Regions from separate parts of the Homo sapiens genome. Here region 2 is linked to region 1. A link is a loop called in an ENCODE intact Hi-C map of the cell type or tissue named here. Cell type or tissue: Panc1. All regions are shown on one strand. Links, peaks and the distances in the headings refer to the core of each region. The heading gives the core; the rest is flanking DNA. Region 1 holds the start of L1CAM (L1 cell adhesion molecule). Region 2 overlaps PDZD4 (PDZ domain containing 4).

Region 1 (9,303 bases), core at 834-8,833:
GTAAGTCCGGTCCCAAACCCATCCTCCCCGGTGGGAAAGGGCCAGGGAGGCAAGGGTCACGCCCAGCAGCCTACAGGGAGGGGTTCAGCCCCAGAAGAGCCTTGCCCCATCCCACCCCACCTGGCCTCCCACTACACCCGCAGGTCCCTCAGGGAGTCCTCTGTCCTCTGCTCCAAAGTGCCTGCTTTGGTCTGATGGGAAGCAGCTTGCCAGGGAGGGACCTGGGAGGTTGTGGAGCCTGGCTAGACCTGGAGTGACTGCCTCCTCCCTGAAAACACACACACACACCCCATCACCACCACCACCACACACCTTGAGAAGGGAACCTCCAGCGGTGCCCTGCACATGTGCCCTGCACACCTGCCTGTCAGTTCTCAGGTTCTGCCTGGAGTTCCTCTCAAAGGAGAAGCAACAAGAGAGCCCTTCAACAGCACAGCAGAGACTATCCGGCTTCTCCTGCCCTTGTCTCCTGGGGACATGGTGCCTGGTGACTCAGTGGGCCAGAGTGGGGGTGGGGCTGGGGGCTCAGCACAGGGCACATGAAAGGGTCAGAGTGTGGTGCTGGGCCCATGTGCTTGCAGGCCTGGGAGCCTGGGGGGCTTCTGTGCCTGTTGGTGTGTATACGATGGTGTGGGTGTCACCTACACCCTGTGCACTGTGTCCCTTTAAGGCTCCCGCTGGCCCTCCCCGCCCCGCTCCCCAGGCCGTGGCTGGCGGGTTTCTATGGTGATGCAGCCCAAGTCCCAGAGGTGGGGGAAGCCAGAGGAAAGCCTTGTTATGTGTTATGTAGACAGCACATAAAGGGGGCTGCTCCAGGGAGCCCCCACAGGTACCTGGGGGCCCAGAAGTCCTTTATGACTGCTGCTTAGTCCCTGCACTCCCAACCTCACCCCTCCCTAAGAGGGTACCCTTAGGAGAGAGTGAGCCCTCAGCCCCCTCATCTCGCCTGAGGCTTCAGTCTCCAAGGCAACTACAACTCACCTGTAATGGACCATTCTCCTTAAAAGATGGGGAAAAGAGACGGAGGTTAACCCTTTGTGGGGTTCAGGGAGGACGGTCTTGACTACTGGGGAAGGGAGGGAGGAGCCCCACTCCATCCCCACAATCACATGCCTCTGTGGTCTGTTCTATTAAATCAACTTACAGCGTGGACTTACCACGTACCAGAAAGCCTCATGAGCACTTCCACTCACATCCACTCATCTCCTCCCCAGATTTGCCTCAGGGAGGGAGGTGCTATCATCATCCCCATTTTACAGATGAGGACACGGAGGCTCAGAAAACTGGAAACTGTGTCCAAGATCACAGAGCTGGCACTGGGTCTCAGCAGGGGTGGGGTTTTAGAGGGCGTGGTGGCTCCCTAAGCTGCCTCTCAGAGGCTCTGGCATCCCAACATGTGTGCCTGCTGGGCTTCCCAGGGAACCAGGGGCCTGGGCGAGGATGGCCTCCAAGCCATCCTGCCCCGTGGGGAGGGCTTACTTGCCAGGCAGATGGCAGGCAAATGTCGGGGGCAGGGAGTGACATCTTGGGATGGAGGCCATGCGGAAGTAGGATGTGATCAACATCACGTCTCAGCACAGAGCTGAAGCCCGACACCAAACAAACCCCCAAGTCCCCCATCCAGGTACTCAGTCCAAGAGAAGGCCAACTCCTTTCCCTTTTGGGCTTGGGGACAGGCTGGTTTCTTGGTCCCCTCTTCTGCTCTCTGGAATCTGGACTTGTTCTGATACCTTTCTTGCAACCAGAGGCTCCAGAACCCCTCCCAAAGAGGCCCCTCTCCAATCAGCATTTAGGGACAGCAGTGGCCCCATTCTTGTGTCGAAGGAGATACTGATGCCCAGCAGGCGGCAAGGCTTCAGCCTCCGAGACCCCTAGAAGGCGAGAGAAATGAGGTGGCAGCAAAACTAGGGCTCCTCTCAGGCCCCAGGCCTCCTCAGGGAGCTAGGATGACCCTAGCACTAGAGGGGGCTTCAGCGGCCAGGCCAGAAGGAACAGACTGCATCCAGTTCCTGGGGCTGTGGCCTGAAAAGGAGAGCAGGGAAGGAGCCCAGCCTGGGGCAGGGAGAGGCCCTGGCCCACAGCAGTCCTGGGATACCTAGCCTGTGTTGGTTTGCGGGGGGCGGGGTGGGGGTGCCTGGAAACAGCTCAGACACTGCCAGGCCCCACGGGCCCCCTCCAGGGGCCCCACTCCCGAGGGGTTAAAGGGCAGAGGGGGACACAGGAAGCCCGGGGGCGGACAATGGGGCCTCTGTGATCCCCAGGGCTTGGGCATTCCTAAGTCATGAACACAGACGCAGATGGCTGGGAGACAGGGCCACAGGGAACCCCCCTCCACTGAAGCACAGCCTGGGTTGGCCAGAGGCTCTGTCCCCATCCAGCCACTGCAGCAGCCACCCTCAGCCCCACCCCTTCCCAGCACAGGCCCTGTTGGGGCATCTGAGGAGACCCACGTGGCCTCATGACAATATGTGTGTGCATGCTGGTTCACGAACACACACACACATGCAACCAAATATATGACCCCACCCAGACAAACAGGAATACTGGAGGTTACACACACACAAATACACACACACAAGCAGAGACACAAACCCCATACATGCAGATAGGAAGTCTGCCTGGCTGGAGGGCAGGGGGCAGAGGGGCTCCCGGGACTCAGTCCCTTTCCCTCAAGTTCCACTCTCAGACCCGCACTGGGATGGACGGGTTCAGAAGTCCTCTTTGGCCAAGTGCATGGAGCCCAGGACGCTGCCACCCTCCTGCCCCACCCAACCCCTGGCCCTCGCAGCTGCCCCTGCTGGGTGTAAGGGCCAGAGATGAGCAGGAGCTGCTGACTGACAGTGGCTGGGCACTCCCTCTGCAGCTTTCCAACCTGGGAAGAACACGGGGACCTGGGCTGGGGGCCACTGGACAAAGAAAAGCTTCTAGAAAGAACAGCGGCCAGACCCTCCCCAGCTCCTCCCTCTTTTTCCAGCCACAGCCTTCAGGAAGCCACAAAGACCCTGTTGATATCTGGGGAAGAGGCAAGCTGGGCGGGCTACCTCCCCCAGTGCTCGTCTGGCTGCTGCTCACCAGGCACCCCCCATACAGCCTTCCACTCAGACAAGGCCCCCATGGGGGGTCTGGGCCCAACCCCAAGGCGTAGAGTCCAGCAGAAGGGTGCTGAGTGGCTGCTGGACAGGGCACAACCTCAGGGCCCTCAAGGGTGAGGCAGGGGCAGCTGGGGGGGACAAGGAGAGGAGCAGAGCGGTGGAAGACAGACAAAAGGGTAAGCAGAGAGATGGAGCAGAGCCCTGACGGGAAGGGGGAAGAGGGAAGGGAGGGCCAGGCAGGCAGAGGCAGAGGGAGGAGACGGGGAGTGGTGCACCCCATCCCCGGCAGCAGCAGGCTTCTGCCTAGAAGGAGGAGGAAGGTGATGGCCCTGGGGGTGGGGCACAGGGAGACGTGGGAGGCTGCAGAGGAGAGAGCAGGGGGGCGGGGGAAGCAGGAGAAGGAGGTGTCCGAGATGGGCCAGATCAGAGCAAGTAAGACAGCGACTGCAGGGGCAGGGATGCTGCAGGCCCATTCCAGATGGCCCCACCCAGGGACCCAGCCCCAGCCCATTGCAGGGGCAGAGGACAGGGCAATGAGCACCCTGCTGGGGACCCTAGAAGGGCATCCAGACCCCCCGCCTCCCCCACTGTCTGAACCACGAGGGAGGGAGGCAGGGCCCCCACTCATGCCCCCACTCATGCCTGGCAGACCAGGGTCTTGGCTGGGATCCCCATCCTGGCAGACCTCCTCACAGGACCCCACCACTACCCCAGGTTCTCCCATGAACGTGCCCTCCTGGAGCCTGGGCCACTCTGCGAGGCCGCATCACCCTCACACCCAGAAAAGCACTCAGTGCAGCCATTTCGAGCTTTGAAAGGGAACTTGGTGATCAAGGTAGGGCACACAGGCCTGTCTCCTCGACCCTCACCTGCCAGTCCTGGCCAGGTGCATGCCAAGGAAGGCGCCAGCTGTAGTTCCAGTGGTGGAAAGGGCTCGGACCTGGGAGAGGCCGATTGGGGGCACAATCTGGGCACCCTGCTCACTGTAGGAGCCCTCAGGCCAGGCCCTTCCTCACTCTTTGCCTCCCTTTTCCCTTCAGATAATCATCAAGAAAAAAGAAAACAAGTGACACCCCACGAAGACAGGGACAATGCTGGTCCAGTTTGTCACTGGCTCTTCCATGGGCAGCCCAGAGCCCGGCCCAAAGGAGCACTGGCCATGAGCAGCTGCCCAGTACACGACTGCCCATCGCTGGGATCCTGAGCGCCTGGGTAGGGAAGCTCTTCACTGGCTGCAGGGCAGGGGACCCCGCCACCTTGAAGCGCTGATTGTCCTCCTGATGCTCAGCAGGGAGCTGGCAGCTGGGAACTTGGGGAGGAGCCTTTTAGGAGCGCGGTGTAGCAAACCAGGGAGGCTGGGGCGTGCTGAACGTGTTTCCCTCTTGGTGATCAGATCACTAGCGATTCTTAATTTCTTTTGTTCTTTTCTGTATATTTCAAGTGTCCTACAATAAGATGTATTACTTTCGGGATCATACACACACAAACATCAATAAATATGGAGAGAGACTCAGATGCAGCAGAGAGAAATGACCAGGAGCCAAGGAGGTGGGAAGGTCCCAGGCCCAACCCTGCCCCAAACTTCCCATGTGGCCAAGACAGCCGAGTCCTCAAAGGCTCTGGAGCCCTCAGGTGTGCACATGTGGGCACTGCATGGGAGCTGTGCCAGGGGAGAGGCCAGGCTGGGCCAAGTCCCACCACCTGCAGCAAGGAGCTGACGGGAGGGGAGAGGCCCTGGGGAGGCCCCCGCCCCAGAAAGATGATGCTGGGCAGCAGCCCCCAGGGGAAGAAGGGCGGACTGCACTGATTTACGTCAGGGCCACATGAGTCAGCAGAGATGGCACTGGGCTGCCCCGATGCCCCTGCCCTCAGGGTGGGGTTAACAGGGGCAGGGTATCTACCTGGGGGGTGCCAGGCCCCCACTCCTTCTGGAGAAGGGGGCAGATGGCTCTAGGCCTGCCTTCCTGAGAGGGACAGTGATAGGTGGGGGGTCCAGATACCCTGTCGGGGGCAATGGATTGTAGTGCGTGTTCTTTGCAATCCCTGCCAACCAAGAGGCCCCAAAAGTCTGACCTGGAATGGAGGGAATAGGAATCGCTGACCCCTCCCATAACCGCACAGAGATAGGAAGATGTGGCAGTGGGCAAAAGACCTGCAGTGCGCAGGGACCGCCTGAGCCAGTGAGGCCCACCTTCCCTCACCCCTACCTGATGGACCCTACCTGATGGACACCCATGCACGGGAGGCACAGCAGTGGGTGCCCGAACCGACCTCACCCACTCCAGCCCTGACTGGCCACAGAGCCTGTGGAAACGGGCTCCAGAGGCGCCCTACGCCTCCGGGGAGGAGCCCCTGGCTCTGCGGCAGGTTTTCGGGTGAGCCCGGAGGAGCCCAGGCTGGGATTTGGAAAGAAGAAGGAGGAGAACAAAGCCCCCCCAACCTTGGGGCGGAGGGGCAGGCAGCGCCCAGTCCCGTTCACTCCCCTCCCCCCATTGCAGGGGCGGCTTATCCCGATCTACCCCTCACCACGCTGTCAGCCGGGATTTTCAACCAAACTGAGCTCTCGGCTGGGGATGAGGGGCAGCCACGCCCAGGGCCACACCCCACGGCGGCCTGTGGGGGAGCGCTCGACCCGATCTGGCTTCCTTTCTCAGACACGCACACACGCACGGGGACCCGCCAACTTCAGCCCCCGCCTGCCCACACAGACCCTGCCTGACGCCCCCCGCCCTGTTCTCCCGCCCAGGCCAGCATCTGGGGCCCCGCAGGTTACCCCTCACCTGTCGGGCTCGGGCACCCGGCATCCCTCCCCCGCCCCGCTTACAGCCCGCGGTGCCCGGAGCCCGACGCCCGGCATGGGTGGGGCTCCGGCAGCAACGCCGGTTACCGCGGGCCGGACCGGGCCGGGACTCCCTGGTCCGTGCACCCCGGGCAGAGCGGTGTGGTGTCGCCGGGGGATCGCGGCCGCGGCCCGGGTCGCACGGGGAGGCCAGCCCGCCTTACCTGCGCTGCGGCCACCGCTCGGGCTGCCCGCCCAGCCTCCGCGCACGCCGGCCTCGGACCCGCCGCCCGAGCGCGTCTGCGATGCCGATGCTGCGGCAGCAGCGGCTGTGGCGGGGCGGGGCGGGCGTGCGCGCAGGGGCGGGGGAGGGGAGCGCCGGGGAGGAGAGGGAGGGAGGAGTGAGATCACCTCCCCGGCCGCCCGCCCCGCCCCGCCCCGCCCCGCCGCACCCTAGCCCCTGGTGCCAGCCGAGCGCGGCTTGGGCTGGGGGCCCCCGGGCAGCCCACTCCGGGAGCTCAGCGGGACCCCAGCCGACGGGTCCCGCCAGACCCCCTTCCCCGCAGACCGGGAGTCTCCGGCCGGAGAGTGTCCTCAGCCCCAGCGCAAGGGAGCCCGCTGTGAAAGCTCGGAGCGGGAATCGCGGGGCGAGAGTGCTCCCAGAGGCCTGGGGCCGGGCGGTGGAGAGAGGAGTCCGGCAAGGAAGGGGATGCTCCCTTAGCCTCGGCCTGGCCCTCGACGGCGCCGGCCAGCGATGGGCACCTGCACGCAACGCCCCCCCAACACACACACACAGGGCAGGACTCCCGGGACCTCTCCCGAATGCCCCCCGATCCTGAGGGCCCAGTCAGGGTCCTGTTGGGAGGGGTGCGGGGGCTTCGTCCTCAGCGTGTTGGGGAGGCGCCGCGGAGCACCGGCTCCTGCGCACCCCAGAGCCCAGGTGGGCGGCAGGGTAGGAGGCGAGCCCAGGGGAGACAGGGTCTGGGAGAGGGTATCCCTCGAACTGCCACCCCCAACTCCCAGATTTTCCTCCAGCTCTCTGGTGTCTTATTTCTTTGTCCTCGGGATTGGCCCCATTCGACCTTTCCCGCCGACTCCACTCTCTCCCACTCTCCCCCGCAGCCCTGCACAGGATCGAGAAGGAAGGAGCTCCTCCCCAGTGCCCCCTCCTAGGCTCAAGGCCATGACCTCACAGGCGAGGAAGCAAAATGGAGGGGGTAAGAATTCCGGAGCCGGCGAGCTGGCTGCAGCCTCAGGGCTAGGAAGGCCTAGGGCCCCGATGGCAGATTGCAGATCTGGCGGCCACGGTATTTTTATGGGCATGCCTGTTGCCCAGTGAAGCATTCCAGGGGCCCTCGACTCAGTCTCACAAGACTCCCCAAGTGGTGTGGGGCCCTGGAGGGCCCACATGGGAGCAGCCCTGGCATCCTGGCTTGGATGCCCCACCCCCATAGTGCCAGCTTCAGTTCCCCTGGAATGGGAAGCTTGGGGTGGACCCATCTGTGCTCAGAGAGGGTCTGGATGCCATGTTTGCCCAGCCTTTAGGAGGAGAATGGACAAGACTAGGCACCTGAGTGAAGACGGACGGCTAGGGAGACTGCTTCCAGAGTGGGGGCACTTGCAGGGCATCTTCAGGTGACAGCAGAGGAAACTGAGCCCGCCTGGGTCACGAGGCCAGCAGGCTCATGAGCTGGGCCAAGAGGGCGTACTTTCCATGAGGCACTGAGCTGTGGTCAGCTTCCTGCCTTTGCTGATCTGAACTCTGATAGGCCTCTCTCCTTTCCAGTTGCTGCCTCCACTCACTCCCTACGTTCCCAGCCTTTCCTCCAAGCCCCAACTTCTGCAAATCCTTTACCTAATCTAGGGTTTGATGCCCATCAGGATGGTGAAGTAAGCAGGGAATAGAGCCCGTTTATACGCACCTGCTAATGTGTAGTGATGGGTCCATTTATGGTAACAAAAAATTCATTACTAGGATTACACGACATCACATTTCCTGAGCACAGCCATGGACCTGCCATCGTTACATTTCCTGCACATTTAAATTGCACACCAACCTGGGGAGGTCTGTTGAAGCATTCGCCCCACGTTACAGATGAGAAAACCAAAGCCCACAGAGCTCAAGGCTGGGTCCAGCAAGCACAGTTAGGAAGGTCTCTTTCTCTCCACTGGCTCATTGCATCCACACACACACCCCAGATGATGGTGCTGTTATTATCCTCACTCTCCCAGTGAGGTACCCAAGGTCCAGAGAGGGGCAGTCATGCAACCAGGAAGAAATTGGCACTATCAGTGCCCCCATTTCACAGATGAGGAAACCAAGGTTCAGAGGGGTCAAATGACCCACCCAAGATAGCCCAGAAGGTAAATGGCAGAACTCGGACTTGAATTCCCTTCTGCTTGACCACGATGCCCATTCTCACTTCCATGTAATGAAGTGGAGGAGCCAATGGGAGCAAGAGCAAGAGTGACAGAAGACCAAGGGCAGAGCAAGTCCCAGGAGAAGCAGGAGGGACTGGCCCTGAACAAGAGGCAAGCCACCCCCCCACTGCCATGTGCTTGCTGTTGGAGGTTAGGGGGACACCAAGTAGACAGATGACTGTCTCTTTCCCTTCAACGTCAAGTGCTTCTCACAGCCCTGCTCCCTGTGACCCAGCCCTCATAGACACAGTGGACTGGACAAGGGAAGCCCCAGACTCTGACCCTGTGATGAGCATGCAGAAGACGCAGAAGCCACAGACGACAGTGGGGCAGTAAGGAAGTGCCAGCAGGCAGGCGGGGTGGGCTCAGCCAGACGTGTCTTTCTCTGTTCTCCTTTCAATCTTTCTGTGTCTTCATATCTCAGGTGTAGCGCTTGGAAACAGCACATAGTTGGGTTTTGGTTTGGTTTGATTCTGTCTAACAATTCTTGTCTTTTTAAAAATCAGCTTTGAGACCTGCCTGGGCAACACAGCGAGACCACGTCTCTACAAAAAAAATTTTAAAATTAGGCATGGTGGTGCATGTCTGTAGTCCCAACTACTCAGGAGGCTGAGGTGGGAGGATCGCTGGAGCCCAAGAGGTTGAGGCTACAGTGAGCCATGATCACACCACTACACTCCAGCCTGGGTGACAGAGTGAGACCCTGTCTCAAAAAAAAAAAAAAAAAAATCAACTTTATTGGAGTATAATTTACATACAGTAAAATTCATCCTTTTGAGGTTTACAGTTCAAGGAGTTTTGGTGAATGTTGTGTGCAGCCAACCACTCCCACCACCCCCTGCCCTTGGCCACCACTGATCTGATTTCTGTCTTTTCTAAATTTTATTATAAATGGAATCATACCGTATATATTCTTTTGTCTGGCTTCTTTCACACTCACGCAGCATACTTTTTGAGCTTCATCCATGTTGGTGTGTGTGTTTGTGTGTGTGTGTGAGAGAGAGAGAGAGA
Region 2 (9,303 bases), core at 1-8,000, 80 kb before region 1:
AACCTCCACCTCCCGGGTTCAAGTGATTCTCCTGCCTCAGCCTCCTGAGTAGCTGGGATCACAGGCACCTGCCACCACGCCCGGCTAATTTTTGTATTTTTAGTAGAGACGGGGTTTCTCCATGTTGGCCAGGCTGCTCTCGAACTCCTGACCTCATGTGATGCACCCACCTCGGCCTCCCAAAGTGCTGGGATTACAGGCGTGAGCCACCGCACCTGGCCTATATTGTCTTCTTTCTGGAGAATTTGAATGCCTCCTTGACCACTTCCGCTCCTTCATGGCAGCACTGCCCACTCCAGGGAGTGCCACTCCCATGAGAGGCTGTGCCCATGTTTTCTGCGGAGTTGTCTTTGAGGCCCTGACCCTGCCCAGCATTGAGCATGGCTCCTAGGACTTGATAGAGCCCGAAGGTTTGCTGAGAGCTCCCAGGATGGAAGGGCCCTGGCAACGACGCGGTTATTCATCTATCTGGCCAAGACATCCACTAGGTGCCTTCTGCAAACTGAGCACCTTGCTAGGCACTGTGGGATCACCAAATGGGGAGGGCAGCTTCCGCCTTCCAGAGTGGACGGCATCAGGCCCTGCTGGGAGGGATGGGGCTGGAACCCACTTCTCTGTGGCATGTGCCAGCAGCGGGCCCCACCTACGGTTTGGCCCATGGAGATGACCGTGGCCCTTGCCTGGAGGCTAGTCTGAAGTCAGGCTTCTGCCAGCCTTCTGCATCTGGTCACCACCCTGTGACTGTGACACCTCTGAAATGACTCAGGCGACTCTGGTATATCTCCTGGAGTGCCACACAATTGTCCATGGGAGGTCACAGTCACTGCTCCTGACATCCAAGACAAACCGAGGGCTGCAGCGTGGCTTTCAGTTGACCCTAACCCTGCCCCCCTCTTCCTTCTCCCACCCCAAACTGACAACTCTTTCCCCAGCCCAATAAGAATGAACACAGGGAGGCCACGATTCAACCAAGTACAAAGGCAGCTTGCTTTATTCTTGAGATGCAGGGGGGGAAGGGGTGGTGCAGTCTGTCTGCCTCCAATCTGGGGCTCTCCAAGCCTAAGGGGCACCCCACAGGCAGCCTAGTTCACACGTGCAAATCCTGAGGAGGTTGGGGGCCTCTCCTTCCCAGTCAGCCCACCGCCTCTCACTGGGGTCCAGGTTGCGGATCGCCACCAAGTCCTCCCCAGGCCGCATGGCCCGAGGTCTTCCACTGCTGCTCATGGGGCTTGGTTTCTAGAGCCCTCACCATCTAAGCACCTTCCTCAGTTCACTCAGAAGAGAAGCCCCTGCTCCAGATGGTGTGGGGCGCAGAACGGGCTCTGTGACTTCTTGGTGGACACCCTGCAGGACCCCTCCGTTCCTGCAGTCTTGCTCTCTCTGAGTCACTGGGGAAACAGGTGCCCCCCAGAGGCTCCCCGTTCCCACACCTCAGAGTGGAAGCCACCAGAACAGCTGCTTCCCATTCCTCCCACCTTTCCCTCCCCTTCCCTCCCATCCATCCCCAGCCCTCCCTCCCACTCTTCCTCCCCAACTCCCTTCCCAGCCATCAGTGGAGAGGGGAGTTCCACTTCTGCCAGGCTGCCTGAAGGAGCTGCCAGCCCCCAGGGCAGGTCCACAAAACAAAACAACTATTGGCAAGCACAGAAAGGGAGAAAAACCACAAAAATCAGGGGTGCCTTTGTCTACAAATAACTGCAGTGCGCAGCGGCGGGGAGAGGCCGCGCTCAGCAGCGAAGCCGGACACTCTCTTGTGCTCCTTTCAGCTCAGCTTCCCTGTCTGCAAGTACACGGGTCGGGTGGAGAGAGCACTGGGTGTGTGTGTGCGTGCACGTGCAAGCACACGCAAGAGCATGGGGGATGGGGAATGCACACGCACAGCTGAAGGGGTGCCCATCACAGGTGTGCCCCCAGTGCTGGCCACTGGCATGGTCACTTTACTTGGGCAGAAGGAAGAAAAGCGTCCCTTCTCCTCAGGGGCTTCTCTCTGCTAACAAAGCCCTGTGCGCACACCCAGACGAGGAGATGTGTGCGTGCGCACAGCGAGCACGCGCGCGCGCACACACACACACACACAATCTCTATAGGAGAGTGAGGGCCGGGGCCCCAGGGGGTTCCCTGGGCCTGGGCCGTGTACCCGCCCGGGCAGCTCACACGGTGGTGACTGAGAGAAGAGGGTTGTAGACCCGCTTGCCATCGGCGGAGCGCGCGCCGTGGGCCAGCATCTCCTGGATGGTGATCCAGTTGTCCAGGATCTTCTTGTTCCGCTTCTTCATGGTTTTGCGGTGGCTCAGGGCAATGATGTTGAGCTCGGGCTTGCTGTCGCCATTCTGCTGCTCCCGCAGGCACTCCAGCCGGCTCTGCATCATGAACTCGCGCCGCTTCCGCTGCTCACGGGCCCGGATCAGGTGCTGCTTCCGCTCCTCCTTGCTCCAGTAGCGGCCCATCTTCATCTCGCTCACCGCGTCGTCGTCGGTCGTCATACCGCTGCGCTCCTCCCGGATCTTCAGGGCACGGGCTTTCAGCAGCCGATCTCGCACGGGCCGCTTGGCCACGTAGCGGGTTCCGTCGCTGCGCACCTTCACTTTCCACTCCATGCGCGGTGCTTCAGTGGCCGCGGCCGCCACCCCGCCCACCCGAGGGCCACCGGCCAAGCTCAGGGGGCCGTGGCCCAGCTCCTCCAGGCCTCGCGTCGGGGCCAGCTGCACGCAGCTGTGGTAGTGCTCGCCCTCCTGGCCCTGGCCGCGGTGGCGCCGCGAGAGGTAAGGGCTGCTTTCAGGGCCCACACGCTCCAGGGTCAACCCCGTCTTGGGGTTGCGGCGGCCGCGCTCCTCCGCGTGCTGCCTCCGGCCGGCCTCAGGATCCCGGGAGAGGGACCGGAACTTGGCGGGGCTCCCCGGTGGAGGAGCTGCCTTGGCGGGGGTGGCAACAGCGGGGCCGGGAGGGGTCCGGTTCAAGTTGGAGTTGCCGGCCATGGCCCGCCGCAGGGGGCTCTCGGGCAGGGGCTCCACAAGCAGCGGGGTGCTGCGGCAGCTCTCCCCAGTGTTGTAGGCGCTGGTGCTGTCCTTGTCCGACTTCTCGGGCAGCTCGGAGATGTCGGACAGCTCGTGCTTCTTGGGCTCGCTGGCCGCCAGGTCGTAGAGGCTCTCCTCCTCCAGCAGCCAGGCCTTCATGCAGCGCTCACGCAGCTGCTGCATCTTCTGCGCCCGCAGTATGTTGCGGCACTTGAATTCCAGGTGCCTTAGCTCCTCCTCCAGCATGGCCATCTCGTGGCCCAGGCTCTCGTTGCGGTTGACGTCCAGGGCGCTGTTGCCTCCGGAGGCCCGGGGAAAGAGGAGGCCCAGCTGGTTGCCGTTCTCCAGGTGGCACTTGATCTCCAGGAGCTCACGGTAGCGCTCATACTCCTCATCCGTGAGGCCCGGGACGTCGCCCCCTCCCAGCCCCGCCCCCTCGGCCAGCAGAGAGTCCATGCTGAAATGGAAGTCCCGGCTCTGCAGGGCGTCCCCTTGCAGGCCAAACTTGCGCAGGCTTCCCGGGGTGTTGGTGGAGCTCGGGGGTTCGTCCCCCAGCAGGTCGTGCTCAGAGCTCTCTTCGTTCCGGGTGCTCTCGTCAGTCCGGCCCACCCCGCTGTCCAGCTCCTGGCTGTTGCTCAGGCCTGGGCCGGCATCGGGAGCCCCCTTCTCCTCTTCGTTTCCGGGCTAGAGCAGAAAGGTAAGTACCGCTCAGTTAGGTCCCACGGACAGGGATGTCACGGGATGTCACAGGAGGATCGGAAGGGGCTTCAGGCCTGGTTCATTTCCCTGCCAAGCATTGGGAGACCCTGCACAGCCTCAGCGCCTTCCACCCAGTTCTCTCCTCCTCGCCCTCCCCACCAGCGCCCTTTTCCTTCCTCACCTGCTGGGCAGGGGGTGATTTCAGTTTACGAGCACGCAGCTCCCCCTCATTCTCAGAGCCAAAGTCATCCAGGAAGTCATCCCGGTCGCTGTCCTTCCACCTTTTCGCCAGCTGTGGAGACAGGCCCTGGTGTCCCCACAGCTTCAAGGACCTCCCCATATACCCTTCTTGTCTGCTCTGGACCCCGCACTTGGCTTGTTTCGGTGAAGCTCAGCAACCTGGGGGCAGCGTCCCAGCCCCCTCAGCCTTCAGAGGCCAGGAGGGGAAACGGGCCCTGAGAGACCCCTGCCCACCCGCCCTCCATCAACTCCAGGTCGTTGGCACATCTGTGCCCTAGTCACGGCCAGCAGCTTCCAAGACAGAAAGCCTGATGTCGTGGCCCCGGGTCGCCCTGCCAGGCATACACACCTGACTCTCAGGTCGGGCCACCAGCAGGGAGATGTTGGTGTTCTCTTCCTGGCTCAGGATGGCCACCGCCTCTTCCCGGTTCTGGACGTCTACACCGTTAATCTGAGGCAGGCAGGATACAATCAACAAGCATGCTAGGGCTGGCCCTGGGGCGGACCCTGGGCGGGTGCAGGGAGCCCAAGCACTCTGGGCTCGGCTGGGCTAGGCTGGGGCTTGAGCTCTGGGAGGATGTAACTAAGTGGAAGGTACCAGGGAGAGGGCGGCCTGACTCTTGCAAGAGCAAATGTGTGCTCAGGAGAGCATGGAGTGGGGCAGAGGGAGAGGGGCCAGGAGGTTTCAGAGCAGCAGGGGCCCTGGATGCCAGCAGATCCCATAGGCACACGGGAGCCACTGGGGTGAGTGGGCAGGAGAGAGATGAGACTCAGCCCGGGTTTAGGACACGGCAGGCTGCTGGGCCTCAGGGTTAGCTCTTAGTGGGAGAGAGCTAGGGACTGGCTAAAGAGAGGTGGCTGGGCCGACGGGCACAGCGGGGCCTTGGGCCAGGCCTGCAGCCTGCAAGTGCTCACCTGGATGATGCGGTCTCCCTCACGGATCCGGCCGTCTTTGGCTGCAATGCTGTTGGGATTTACCTGCAGGACACACGCATCTTGGGGACTTGGTGCCTAACATGCCCTTTCGGTAGAAGGGGGCAGGCTCACCTCAGGGGCCCCCAAAGCAAGCTGAAGGCTCTCTGGCTCCCCTTCCAGCTCTGAGCCCCAGGAAGCAGAGGCAGAGGCTGTGGAGTAGTCACCTCTCCCCGCCCCTGCCCTGCACTCCTAGGCTCTTCTGCACGGAAGCCTGTGCTTTTGGTCAGCCCCGGGCATTGGTGGGAAGTAGGACATTGTCCATCTGGAAGGGTGGCTTTAGTGGGATGCTACTAGTAGGGAGGGGAGCGAGGGGCCATCCCCCTCCTGGGGATACACAAGACATCTGCCCAAGATGGGTTCGGGAGAAGGCTAGACAGCAACCCTGTTGCTAGTTCTCAGGCCCATCTGCTGTCCCACCCAGGCACAGGCCTCTTTCTGCAGATGACTACCTCACTGGACAGTGGCTGAAGCCGTCGACCATCATCGCCTCACCACGCAGCACCCTAGCTGTGATGCCCTGTTTCTGGTAGCTGGGACCTTAAGGGCAGCCTCTGAGCCACAGGCAGGCCATGTGGATGGGCCTCGGGGCTGGGGCATACCCGTCTGCATACCTCTCCGACATAAATGCCCAGGTCCTCCTCGTCGTCCGTGCGGTAGCAAACCATCAGGCCCAGCTTGTCCCGGTGGCTGCTTTTATACAGCTCCACCTCCTGCCACGAGGGGTCCGGGAGGAAGCAGAGGTAGAAAGCCCCAGAAATGCGTGAGTGAGGGAGCAGGCAGCACAGCCCAGCCCCTCAGCCCGCAACCCCTCAGCCCGCAGCCCCTCAGCTTCCTCTGGAGCCCCCTGAGCTCAGTTTCCAGGCCCCGCTTTGAGGGTCTCTCTTACCATCCCACGTGGCGCACGTACTCAGTGGTCTCCCTCCCAGGAAATGCACGAGGCACACACAGGCACAGGACACAGAAGACAGACGTGCATGGGACGTGGACTCACCGACATGGACGGAACACGTAACCTCACCCGCACCCTCCCTGACTCAGCCAGATGCGTGCCAGGAGGGCCACGGGGTTGGGCCTGGGCAGGAAGGCACACAGGCGTCGGGGCGGCTCCCGCAGCTGGCTGCGGGCCCTGGCCTGGCCACCCGGCTCACCTCATACTCCAGCTCATCCAAGCGGTCTGCCTCCTGCGGGCCGCCCTCCATAAACTCCGCCGGGTCATAATACTCATGGCTGATTGGGGGGCTGCCCAGGAGAAGGTGGGGGTCAGACCAGCTGGCCATCCTCTCACACCTCAGCCCCAGCTCCCAGGCAGGCCGATCCCAGCGTGCCTGGCACGGAGGCCTGCTCTGCTTGTGCTCTCAAGGGTGGGTGGCCCAGTTGCCTCCTGCAGAGCCCCTTCCTGGGCAACATGCAGCCATGCAAAGACCGGGGGCACTTCTCGCACCTGAGTGTGCAGCGTCCACGCAGAGGACCTGCGCATGCCTCTAGCGTTCCCGTCCCCCAGACCAGAACTCCTCCAACCACGCCAGCTGGCAGGGACCAACTTCTCCAATCTCCGGGTGCCCACCCGCCCGCCCAGCACTGGCCCCACTCATGCAACGCCCCCAGGAGTTATCCAGGCCCTGGAGGACTTCTGCAGAGCAGAGGGGGGCCCACCCTACCTCCAGGGGCTGCCCTCCTGGCCCCAAAACTAAGGTTGGCTGCTCATGGCCCTGTGGCCTACCTCCCCGCAGCCCGGGCTAAGATTAGCAGAATGAGGCAGCGCTCACGCGGTCATGAGCCACCAGGCCTGGATGAAAGGCCCTTCTTCCGGTCGGGCCAAAGAAAGAAGCTGAAGAGATGGAGGAAATTCAGAGCAGGTAGAGGAATGAGACAGACAAGGGATGCAAGAAGATTCAAGGAGTGATGCTTGTGAGGCGGCAGAGGAGAGAGGATGGAGGAGGAGGAGCTGAGGCCCTCAACCCTGGCACTTCCGGCAGCGACGTCCCGGACAGGAGGGTCCTCCCTCGGCCCTGGGGGTAGATACAACGGGGCGCCTGCTGGAGCCCGGCCCAAGGCTAGAGGCCTGGAGGTTTTGGAGCCCTTGGGTACCACGGTCAGTTCTGGAGGCCGAGGGGCCTGCTTCCTGCCCGAGAGGGTGGCGTGCGGATGGCCGCTCCAGGTGGCCTGTCCTCTCTGGAGGCAGGGCCCGGGGCCCTCCTGAGGGCGACTCACAGCTCAGAGAGGACGTACGGCTCCAGGATGACCATGGGCGGGGTGGGCGGACGCAGCTTGCCCAGCGCCATGATATGCTCGAAGGTGATGTCGGTCTGAGTGCCACTGTCCACCAGCTGCAGGTCGTGACAGGAGCTGTCCCCCCGGAGGCGGGGGCTGCGTCTCAGCACCTGGATCACCAGGGGCTCCTTGGAGGAGCGCAGGGCCTGCAGAGTTTGCTCCTGAGACAGCTTGGAGAGCTCCTTCCCGTTCACCTGCGGCAGAGACACGCCTCCGTAAGAACCCTCAAAGGCTTGCTCCTCCCCTCTGAGGTCAAGGCAGAGGCCCTAGCTGGCAGGACCTGGGCTGACAACCAGCACCCCAAGCCACTCAAGCAAGGAATCTGCTGTCTGCAGCCCTGGCTACCTTTGGTGCCCCTGTTCCCAGGCAAGCCCCACTGCTCAGCCTTCATCCCACTGAAGGCCAGCTGGGGATCACCAAGTCACACCAAGGACTGGGGGACCCAGCCTCTGTGCACTGGGTCTGGAGGCTGTGATACCGCCCTACAACGTCCTCCAGACACTGCTTGAGCTCTCCTGGCCTCTCCCCATCCGGACCCACTTCTTTCTAGGGCGGCACTGAGGCCAGAGCTAGCATGAAGATCCCATTGAGTTCCTTGGCAATGACTGGACCATAACAGCCAACACTCAGTGAGCATCTGTGTTGTGCTCATTCAGCATCAAGCAAGAGGATGACCTTGACTCTTCAGATGAGCCGAGTCTCTCAACAAATGTCTACTCACTAGGGAGGGCCAGGGTCAGGTTGGGGGACAAGTAGGAAGATGCCTAAAGATACAGTGTTGTGTCCTCACAGTGACAACTGACTTGCCCAAGAGAAAAGGCCTTGATGTACAAGAAGCCCCCTGGAACTGCAAAGTAGCCTAAAAGAGGTGCCAAGAAAGTGGTCCTTATAAAGCCACCACTAGGCCGGGTGCGGTGGCTCACGCCTGTAATCCCAGCACTTTGGGAGGCCTAGGCGGGCAGATCACGAGGTCAGGAGATCGAGACCATCCTGGCTAAACACAGTGAAACCCCATCTCTACTAAAAATACAAAAAATTAGCCGGGCGTGGTGGTGGGCGCCTGTAGTCCCAGCTCCTCGGGAGGCTGAGGCAGGAAAATGGCATGAACCCAGGAGGCGGAGCTTGCAGTGAGCCGAGATCGCACCACTGTACTCCAGCTTGGGCGACAGAGCGAGACTCCGTCTCAAAGAAAAAAAAATGCCACTACTGTTTTTTGGGCACGTGCCATGTGCTACATTCTGGGAAAGACCCCTGATGTGGGTCTCCACAAAATCCTAACCCCCAACAACCTTGAGGGAGATGCCATTATTGCAGATGAGGAAACCATGTCAGCAAGCTCAGCAAGGTTGTGGCACTGAGTCAAGGTCATGAGCCAGGACAGGCTGCCCGGTGGCCAGAAGGAGGGGTCAGGGAGGAGGAGGCCATCGCGGGCCAGGGCCCAAGGCGGAAGTAGGACCTAAGCAGCTCTGCGGGATGCTGTAGGGGTGAAGGAAGGACAATGAAGGGTAGCAGAAGGAAGCCCATTACGCACAGCGCAGGTGGTGGGGCAAGCAGTGCCCACAAGGTCGAAGGCTGCTTCCGCAGCACCCTGGGACAGTATGCTGCGACCTTCAAGTCCTCCTTGGGGAAGGGAGGCAAGTAGAGAAGGGACGAATGACTAAGGACCAAGAAGGACTGAACAGACTCCACCAGAATTCAGGGCACGTGCCATGGGGCCAGCAAGGGTCAGCAGGAAGCACTTCTAGGAGGAGGCAGCTCGAGGCAGGCGTGCAGGGTCTCCTCATGGGCTCAGCGGCTTATGGAAGGGCTGTTCTGGGCCTGGGGAGGCTACACACTAGCATTATGCCCAAATGGCTATGCCCCGCAGGTGAGCGTGGGGACAGACCTTACCCACAGCTAAGGGAGCACACGGCTGGCCATGCACGCCTCGGTGGGAGGCGGGGAAGGCTTCTGGAGCAGGGGACACCTGGCCTCCATCAGGCAAAGGGAACAGGGCCAAGAAAAGACCCAGGGAGGCTGGTTTGCAGTTGGAAGCAAAGCCCCCAGTCAGCACAGAGAGGGCAGGGCGAGGAGACCCAGAGTCCGCCTAGGGATGGAGCAGGCT

Evidence for each region. A loop is a pair of places that touch in the nucleus more often than their neighbours do. Peaks named below come from ENCODE experiments on the same cell type or tissue, not always from the same donor. Only the 100,000 strongest peaks of a DNase experiment are listed, where the experiment ranks them.
Region 2: it touches region 1 in a loop (2.4-fold over the local background); 9 of 110 quality-filtered maps call a loop at or near these places.

The regions. Positions count from the first base shown.
Region 1 is chrX:153,879,970-153,889,272 of GRCh38, forward strand. L1CAM (L1 cell adhesion molecule) reads right to left here and starts at 6,204. Exons shown (of 29, transcript NM_001278116.2): 1 at 6,096-6,204. L1CAM-AS1 (L1CAM antisense RNA 1) reads left to right here and starts at 703. Exons shown (of 7, transcript NR_130768.1): 1 at 703-749; 2 at 3,742-3,927; 3 at 3,979-4,304; 4 at 5,394-5,467; 5 at 5,839-6,008; 6 at 6,994-7,088; 7 at 8,528-9,021. RefSeq lists an enhancer at 1,599-2,596. In Panc1, for the core only: no CTCF peak of the experiment used is centred there; a DNase peak (open chromatin) is centred at 4,727; H3K4me3 peaks cover 3,751 bases; H3K27ac peaks cover 7,175 bases.
Region 2 is chrX:153,801,203-153,810,505 of GRCh38, forward strand. PDZD4 (PDZ domain containing 4) reads right to left here. Exons shown (of 8, transcript NM_001303512.2): 2 at 7,140-7,393; 3 at 6,077-6,167; 4 at 5,540-5,638; 5 at 4,869-4,931; 6 at 4,303-4,404; 7 at 3,895-4,005; 8 at 964-3,698. The coding sequence ends at 2,151. Among named protein-coding and RNA genes, the nearest start is that of SSR4, 11 kb to the left of the region's middle. In Panc1, for the core only: no CTCF peak of the experiment used is centred there; no DNase peak of the experiment used is centred there.